Regions from separate parts of the Homo sapiens genome. Here region 1 is linked to region 2. The links are chromatin contacts, found by Hi-C in ENCODE. All regions are on one chromosome and are shown on one strand. The core of a region is the stretch at or near the end of the contact, and the rest is flanking DNA. Distances in the headings are between cores, read along the strand shown. Region 1 has its middle 15 kb from the start of MIR6855. Region 2 has its middle 12 kb from the start of LINC02975.

What was found. A loop is a pair of places that touch in the nucleus more often than their neighbours do. Pooled maps may share reads with other maps.
Region 1: a loop to region 2 is called in a map with no recorded cell type, with 5 times the contacts of the local background. The contact joins two enhancer-like sites. A Hi-C loop is called at or near these places in 3 of 37 single-sample maps with no recorded cell type and 4 of 50 pooled maps.

Annotation. Positions count from the first base shown.
Region 1 is chr9:129,882,609-129,886,613 of GRCh38, forward strand. No RefSeq gene overlaps it. Among named protein-coding and RNA genes, the nearest start is that of MIR6855, 15 kb to the left of the region's middle. RefSeq lists enhancers at 1,802-2,096, 2,088-2,397, 2,196-2,877, 2,928-2,977 and a silencer at 3,168-3,417. Within about 2 kb of position 2,588, at least 36 of the 41 ENCODE cell types and tissues checked have a DNase peak (open chromatin) inside an H3K27ac peak, as active enhancers do.
Region 2 is chr9:129,268,597-129,272,691 of GRCh38, forward strand. No RefSeq gene overlaps it. Among named protein-coding and RNA genes, the nearest start is that of LINC02975, 12 kb to the right of the region's middle. Within about 2 kb of position 2,287, at least 6 of the 41 ENCODE cell types and tissues checked have a DNase peak (open chromatin) inside an H3K27ac peak, as active enhancers do.

The sequences.
Region 1 (4,005 bases), core at 1,338-3,837, 610 kb after region 2:
GCCATCCTTGGCATCTTAGTGCATAAGCACATCGAAGCCTCACTGTGGTCATCTTCAAGCATACACTGTTGTGTGGCATCTGAACCTTCTCCATCGTAGGAGTTTGTCCTCGCAGGCGTTACGTAGCTGCTTCCTCAGACGTAAACATCTTAGGTTGTGACTGGCCTGGACTGTGCCTAATTTTTTGTTTTTTGAGATGGAGTCTCGCTATGTTGCTCAGGCTGGGGTGCAGTGGCACGATCTCGGCTCACAGCAACCTCTGCCTCCCAGGTTCAAGCGATTCTCCTGCCTCAGCCTCCCAAGTAGCTGGGATTACAAGCATGTGTCACCACATCTGGATAAGTTTTGTATTTTTAGGAGAGACAAGGTTTCACCATGTTAGCCAGGCTGGTCTCGAACTCCTGACCTCAAGCGATCTGCCTACCTCGGCCTCTCAAAGTGCTGGGATTACAGGTGTGAGCCACCGGGCCCAGCCTCCCTTGCTAGTTTTAGGTGGAGCCGAACTCAAAATGATGTCACCCTGGCTCCCCTAGGCTTCTGCTTCCCTGCCGCTATCAGATACGAGCGTACAGAAACATTTCAGCGTATGCAAGGATAACACGGTGACAAGGAACCAAGATGACACATTGCCAGTTCCATGGAAAGCCTGGGGCCCCTCCGGAGTCGGCCACCTTGCCTGACCCCAGAGGTGGCTCTTTGCATGTGGTTCCCTCATCCCGCCTTTTTTTTTTTTTTTTTTCCTGAAAAAAGCTTCATTTTATTATTATTTTTTGAGACAGAGTCTCACTCTGTTGCCCAGGCTGGAGTGCAGTGGTATAATCTCAACTCACTGCAACCTCTGCCTCCTGGGGTTCAAGCAATTCTCCTGCCTCAGCCTCTGGAGTAGCTGGGTCTACAGGCATGTGCCACGACGCCTGGCTAATTTTATTTTTTATTTTATTTATTTTTAGTAGAGACGGGGTTTCACGGTGTTAGCTAGGATGGTCTCGATCTCATGACCTTGTGATCTGCCTGCCTCAGCCTCCCAAAGTGCTGGGATTACAGGCATGAGCCACCACACCCGGCCAAAACATCATTTTAAAATTGAGCTTTCTGACTGTGCTCCTGCCCTTAACACCTTCCCAGCAACTTTCTGCTCCTTGATGAGGAAGGCACACTTGATCCTGTCGGGAACACGTTCACACAGAAGCACCAGATGCACTGCTGATGGGTTTTTTGTTTGTAGACAGGGTCTCACTGTGTTGCCCAGGCTGGCCTCGAACTCCTAGGCTCAAGTGATCCTTCTGCCTCAGCCTCCCAAAGTGCTGGGATTACAGGCGTGAGCCACCACGCCTGGCCGCTTGCTGACATGTTTTTGCTTTGGGGCAGTCTCATAGGAGCTTTAGGTCTCACAGCACAAACCCCTCGGAGTCAGCCCAGGCCCATGCCATGTGCAGACTTTGGCAGTTTCCCAATCTTGGTATAAAGGTAAACGATTCTCTTCCCAGGGGTTCGGGCCGGCCTAGTGCTGTTAGAGGCTGTATTCTAGGAAAGCCTATGACGGTTTGGGAAACTGGGCCATGCTGAGTGCCTGTAGACAGCGTTCCCGGAAGAGGAAAAAGCAACCTTTGTCTTTATGTGGGAATCTCTAAGCAATATTTTTGGCTTTGTTTACATTTGAAGGTTAGATATGTGTCAATCCACGTGATTGACATTGAACATGGAAAATGAGAATGAAAGTTTTGTCTGGAAGATTTATTTAGGAGGTTTGGAGACAGTTCTTGCACTACAGAAAGGTGGGCTGGAAATAGGTACCAATTTGCCTTAAAACGTTTCTTTTAAAATACCTGGCTTTTAAGGAGTTCAGACTGAGATGCCAAGATCTGAAGTCTGTGCTTGATTACTGAGCAGGGACAGGAAGTGCTCGGTGACTGGGGAGGCGGGGCTCAGGCCTCGCTCCCCACGGTGCCCCACGGTGGCTCCTCCTCCGCGCTAAGCCAGGGCGTGGCTTCAGCAGCGCTTCTTAGAGGAGCCGGAAAGGCGCCCCTGCACCGTGGGGGAGGCTGCAGGAGACCTGCCGCCTGCCTGTGGTTCTGTCGGCCATGGCGCTGCTCACAAACCTGCATCCGAATACATTTGCAAGGCGCAGCCACCCAAAAAGTGTAGTTCCTACCTTTGTTCTGTTTTAAATTCAGTGCAAACATAAATTATCCTGAGGGTCTTAATGCTACCTAATTTTGAGCCCCAGAGAGCCTTGGGGGAAGTGAGCAGAGGTTTCGGAATCACAGCCCCCTCTGGCTCGTCCCTTCTGCAACTTCACCTACACAGAGAGACACCTGCTACCTGGACGGAGCAAGGGTGAGCTGGGCGCAGAAGAAACACACGCCTTTGGGGAAAGCTAGGAGCAGTAGACAGCCTAGGCAATGTATGTTCTGGAAGGGTGTCCCAGGGTTTCTCAGGGTGCAGCCTCCATTCCTTCCTTCGATTTGACCCGGGACCAGCCTAGATGAGGGGGCCTGTGGAGAGCTGGAACTGGAAACAGGTTCTCAAGGGCAGGGCTCGGCACAGCGTGGCAGCCAGGGGCTGTGCGGACTGAAGGGATGCGGCCCTGTCCTAGGCTGAGACGTCCGTCCAGCAGGTGCCGCAGGGAGGAAGGGAGCCTTCCCCATCCCCGACGGGGACAGTGGGTCCGTGTTTCCTCCCACAGCTTTCGGCCCCTTAGCTCTGAGGACAAGGATAGGGTCCTTCCTCTGCTTCTTCTGTACCTTTTGTGGTCCGGAGATGTCCCCGGCGGAGGTCACTATACCATCTGGAGGTCTAACGGGAGGCAGGAGTGCTCAAGTCAAGGCCGAATGGGCACTCAGTGGGACCCTGGAGAAGCAGCTGACACACCAAGGGGCTGCCACGTGCCTGCTGGCAGCCTTCACACGCTCATCCCGGGTCTCAGAGGGCGCTGGCAACACAGATCCCTGCCTCCCCTATCGGGAAAGCGTTTTAGGACCAGGGAAAAGGAGGCCTCCCCCAGGCGAGTGCGCAGAGCCAGGGAACCCGTCTGGATGGTGGCTCTTTCCCACCATCCTTCTCTGGCAGCAGCAGTTCAAAGTGGAGCTTCCAGGCTGTCCCATACATTTCACGATTTCTGAGTCTTTCGCTTCAATTTAAAAAAAGCTGGGGGCACGACCGAATCCTGCCTCTGTCCACCGCCATCTCGTTCCTCATCGCAGGGGGCCCTTCTTGCTCCCTCCACTGCTGCGCTCTGCCGTCTGCTCCCGCCAGGGGTCCCCACCACCTCTGCGGACGGAGGAGCCGCCTCCCAGGCCCGGGCGTGCCCAGGGCGGGTGGAGGGCGTGGGGCGGGCCGGTATTTCCTGACCCGCTGGAGGAGCCGGCCCCACAGGCTTGTGGCCTCCCCGGAGCCGGTGAGTCAGGAACTTCCTACTTCAAGAGGCTTCCCCAGTGCAGCAGAAAACAAACTAGTCGCCCCCAATGCTCCCGACCTCTGTGATGTCCACACCCGCGGAAATGGGGGCCCCAAACCAGCAGGCTCTGTTCTAGGCTTCTCAGCGCTGGTGCGGCTCTTGGAGAAGGCTCGGCAGGGGCGGGTGGGGCATGGGGGGGTTCACAGGTGGAGACAGCCCGTCTCCGCCCCACAGACGGCTGGGCGCAGTCCCGAAATATTCTTCCCAAGTGGACTTTTTTGCTGACAACCTAGAGGAGAGGGTTTCGGGTAGGATAACAGTAGATCCACCTTGTTCCCTTGTGCCACACTGTGTCACACTGGGAACCAGCAATTCTCAATGGTGCCTTGAAGCCAACTGCACGCACTTGTGGTTAGAGGTTACCAATGGCCCCATATTGGTGCCCTCACCTCCTGCCCTCCGCAAGTGAGGATGCTTGGCATCAGCAGAGCTGCCAGGTCTGCACTTGGTGTAGCTGCGAATATGTCATTTCCTGGACAACTGTTTTCCTAAAACAGTGCTAAAAAAAAAAAAAAAAAAACCCTTGGGACACAGAGAAGTGTGGGCAC
Region 2 (4,095 bases), core at 1,037-3,536:
CTCTCTGTAAAAGTACTAAATGTTTATTTCAGAAAATTAAAAAATTCAAAGTAAGGTAAATATGAAAAAAAAATTAAATGCTTATAGTTTCACCATCCAGGAATAATGACTGTTAAATGGGGTGATTTCCTTGCAGTAATGTTTTTTATACATATTAACTGGCAGACGTGATGCTGTGTGTTCAGCAAATCCTGTTTCCCTTCTCCTCTGACATGCAGCTAGACTACATTTCCCAGCCTCCCCTGCAAGGAGAGTGTCACATGACTGGGTCTGACCAGTGGAATGTGGGAGAAGGTAATGTCCCTTACTTATCAGCCTGTTCCATAAAATCTTCTATTACTCCTTCAAGTTCTCTCTTCTTTGGATGCTCTCAGGATGGGAAGGACCCAGTGAAGGACCTAGTGAAGGACTCCAACACCCTAGTGAGCAGCCAAGCTGCTAGATGGAAGAAACCAGGGTTCCCAAATGACCCAGTAGAGTCAAGACTCTTCCCAACCCCTGCTGCCCAACATTTGACAGTGTCTTGGGGAGAAATGAACCTTAGTTGTGTTAAGCCATTGAACTCTGGGAGTTGTTGGTTAAAGCAGTTAGCCTTACACAGCAACATCATGTAAATATTGGAATCATATTACAGATACCCTTTTTGGCAGGCCAGGGGCAGTGGCCCATGCTTGTAATTCCAGCATTTGAGGCTAGGAGTTCGAGGCCAGTTTGGCCAACATGGCAAAACCCCATCTCTACTAAAAATACAAAAATTAGCCAGGCGTGATGGCACATGCCTGTAATTCCAGCTACTCGGGAGGCTGAGGCATGAGATCACTTGAATCCGGGAGGTGGAGGTTGCAGTAAGCTGAGATCATATCACCGTACTCCAGCCTGGGTGACAAAATGAAACTCTGCCTCAAAAAAAAAAGATACCCTTTTAGGCTGATTTATTATTATTGTTACTATTACTTAACATTTATCACAACCTTTCACCATATTATTAAATCACTTTTTTTTTGAGACAGAGTCTTGCTCCATTGCTCAGGCTGAAGTGCAGTGGTGCAATCTCGGCTCACTGCAACCTCCACCTCCCTGGCTCAGGTGATCCTCCCACCTCCACCTACCAAGTAGCTGGGACTACAGGCGCCTGCCACCATGCCCAACTAATTTTTGTATTTATTTATTTATTTTTGAGATGGAGTTTCGCTCTCGTTGCCCAGGCTGCAGTGCAAATGGCGCGATCTTGGCTCACTGCAATCTCCGCCTCCCAGGTTCAAGTGATTCTCCTGCCTCAGCCTCCCGAGTAGCTGGGATTACAGGCATGCGCCACCACGCCTGGCTAATTTTGTATTTTTAGTAGAGACAGGGTTTCTCCATGTTGGTCAGGTTGGTCTCAAATTTCCAACATCAGGTGATCCGCCCACCTCGGCCTCCCAAATTGCTGGGATTATAGGCATGAGCCACTGCGCCTGGCCTAATTTTTGTATTTTTAGTAGAGATGGGGTCTCACCATGTTGGCCAGGCTGGTCTTGAACTCTTGGCCTCAAGTGTTCCGACTGCCTCAGCCTCCCAAATTGCTGGGATTAGAGCCATGAGCCACCATGCTGGGCCCATATCATGAAACCACTTTTGACAGCATAATTTTAATGGTGGCACAGAGTCCGTTATCATTATTTATTTACCCAGTCCCGTGTGGATATGTAGGTTGCTTCTGACATTTGCGTTTGTATGTCATGCTCCAGTGAACATCCTGGTGATCAACTGGGTGGCCCCATCTGCAGATGCACTTGTGAAACCTACCTTGGTTTCCTGCCTGAGCCTCTCCTGTATCGGTGCTTAAAAGGGTGCCCTAACTCTGCAGAAACTATCAGTAGAAATGAGTGTAGGGGGCCAGGCGCGATGGCTCACGCCTGCAATCTCAGCACTTTGGGAAGCCAAGGTTGGTGGATCACTTGAGGTCAGGAGTTCGAGACCAGCCTGGCCAATATGGTGAAACCCCGCCTCGAATAAAAATACAAAAATTAGCTGGGCTTGATGGCGCGAGCCTGTAATCCCAGCTGCTTGGGAGGCTGAGGCAGGAGAATCACCTGAACCTGGGAGGCAGAGGTTGCAATGAGCTGAGATTGCACCATTGTACTCCAGCCTGGGTAACAGAGTGAGACTCTGTGTCAAAACAAAAAAACAGAAGAGTGTAGGGGGTGAAATGTACGTTCTTGGGCTAAGTTGTGTGAAAAGCCTGGATTTTCCAGATCTGATCTCCTTTTGCCCTGTGCCCCCTTTCCTGCTGATGTCTTGGCAGTGGGGAGAGGAGGGGTGACAAAACCGAAAGTCTCTCTTTTTTTTTTTTTGTAAAGTCGTCTCTTACAGGAAAATATGTGGTCCTTTCAAAGCCCTATCCCTTGTAAGGGTGGTTTCTCTGCACTCGGGGGGGTCTCCCTCCTGTTTCCTTTTGAAGATGGTGTCTGGCTGTGTGGAGAAGCTTGCATGGGCCAGGACAGGAGTCTCTTGCCCTACTTGCCATCACTGGACCTGCTCAGGAGGGGCGGGTCTGGTCTGCCCTGGTCTCCGGGAACCGCATCCACGTTCTCTGAGGCTGACTGGACTTCGCTTTGCCCTGAAAACTTCCAATTCACAGTCAATCTTCTTCCCATATGTTGTTTTTTTCTGTGGCTGCTCTAATAAAGTCCCACAAACCCGGTGGTTGAAAACCACAGAAATGTGTTCTCTCACAGTCCCAGAGGCCAGAAGTCTGAAATCAATGTGTGGGCAGTGCCGTGCCTCCTCTGAAACCTCTAGGGGAAGGTCCTTTCTTGCCTTTCCGGCTTTAGCCCCAGACTTACAAATGCATCTCTCCACTCTCTGCCTCCAATGTCACATGGCATTTTCCTCTTCTTCTAAGAACACCACTCATATTGGATTAGGCCCCACCTAATGACCTCTTCTTAATTATATCTGCAAGGACCTTTATTTCCAAATAAGGTCACATTCACAGGTACTGGGGGTTAGGGCCGCAGCATATCTTTTTTGGGGACACACTTCAACCCATAAGACCATCCCATTCAGTTCCTGGGCTTCCTCCACTCAGCTGCAGGGGTTGGGGGTCTCTGTGAGACTGTCCTCAGCCCCTCTGCCTGGGGACTGGGGACCCTCAGTCATTTCCATCTGCTGCAGCCTGGCCACACTGGGTGCAATGTCAGGCCTAAGGTGAGCCTCGCAGACCCCTTAGGATGCATCCTGGGGACATAGGCACCAGCTCTGATGTCCTCGGATCCCCCAAACCTATCTGAATCTTTCTACTGCCCCCAGACGCCTCACGCCTGACTTTCAGCCTCCCTTCCCCTCCTCCTGCCCTGAAAGGGGCTTCCAGTCCCCGCTGCTGTCTAGCAGGGACTCTCCTTTTGTCACAGTCCCCTTCTTCCCTAGTCAGGGATGCAGATGGTATCCACACGGCTCTTCATGGGACCAAACGCTTCATGGTTTAAGTTTTATGGTAGGGAGATGCTGGGGAGAGAGAAAATGTACTGAATTAGCAACAGGGGAGACACAGCAGGAAACATTTCCACAATTCTATGCCTGTTGAAATGATTTTGATGTTGAGCCCTATTTGCCTTGACCTTTTTTCTTGTTTTTTTTTTGAGATGAAGTCTTGCTCTGTTGCCCAGGCTGGAGTGCAGTGGTGTGATCTCAGTTCACTGCAACCTCCACCTCCCGGGTTCAAGCAATTCTCCTGCCTCAGCCTCCTGAGTAGCTGGGATTACAGGCATGCACCGCCACGTCATGCTAATGTTTGTATTTTTAGTAGAGACTGGGTTTCACCATGTTGGCCAGGCTGTTCTTGAACTCCTGACTTCAGTGATCCGCCCATCTTGGCCTCCCAAAGTGCTGGGATTACAGGGGTGAGCCACTGCGCCTGACCTTGCCTTGACATTTGAAAGGCTAAACAAGGCAAACCCTGGCCTTATTTCCTCCCCCAGCCCAGTTACCCGCTCAGCCAGCCCAGCCATGCTTCCCAGTCAGTCTCCCACTGCTCCTGGCCTCTTCTGGCCCCTTGGCACACGTTCTCATTTTCTGGAACACTCTTCCCCTACCCCCTTCCCTGGGCAACTCCTC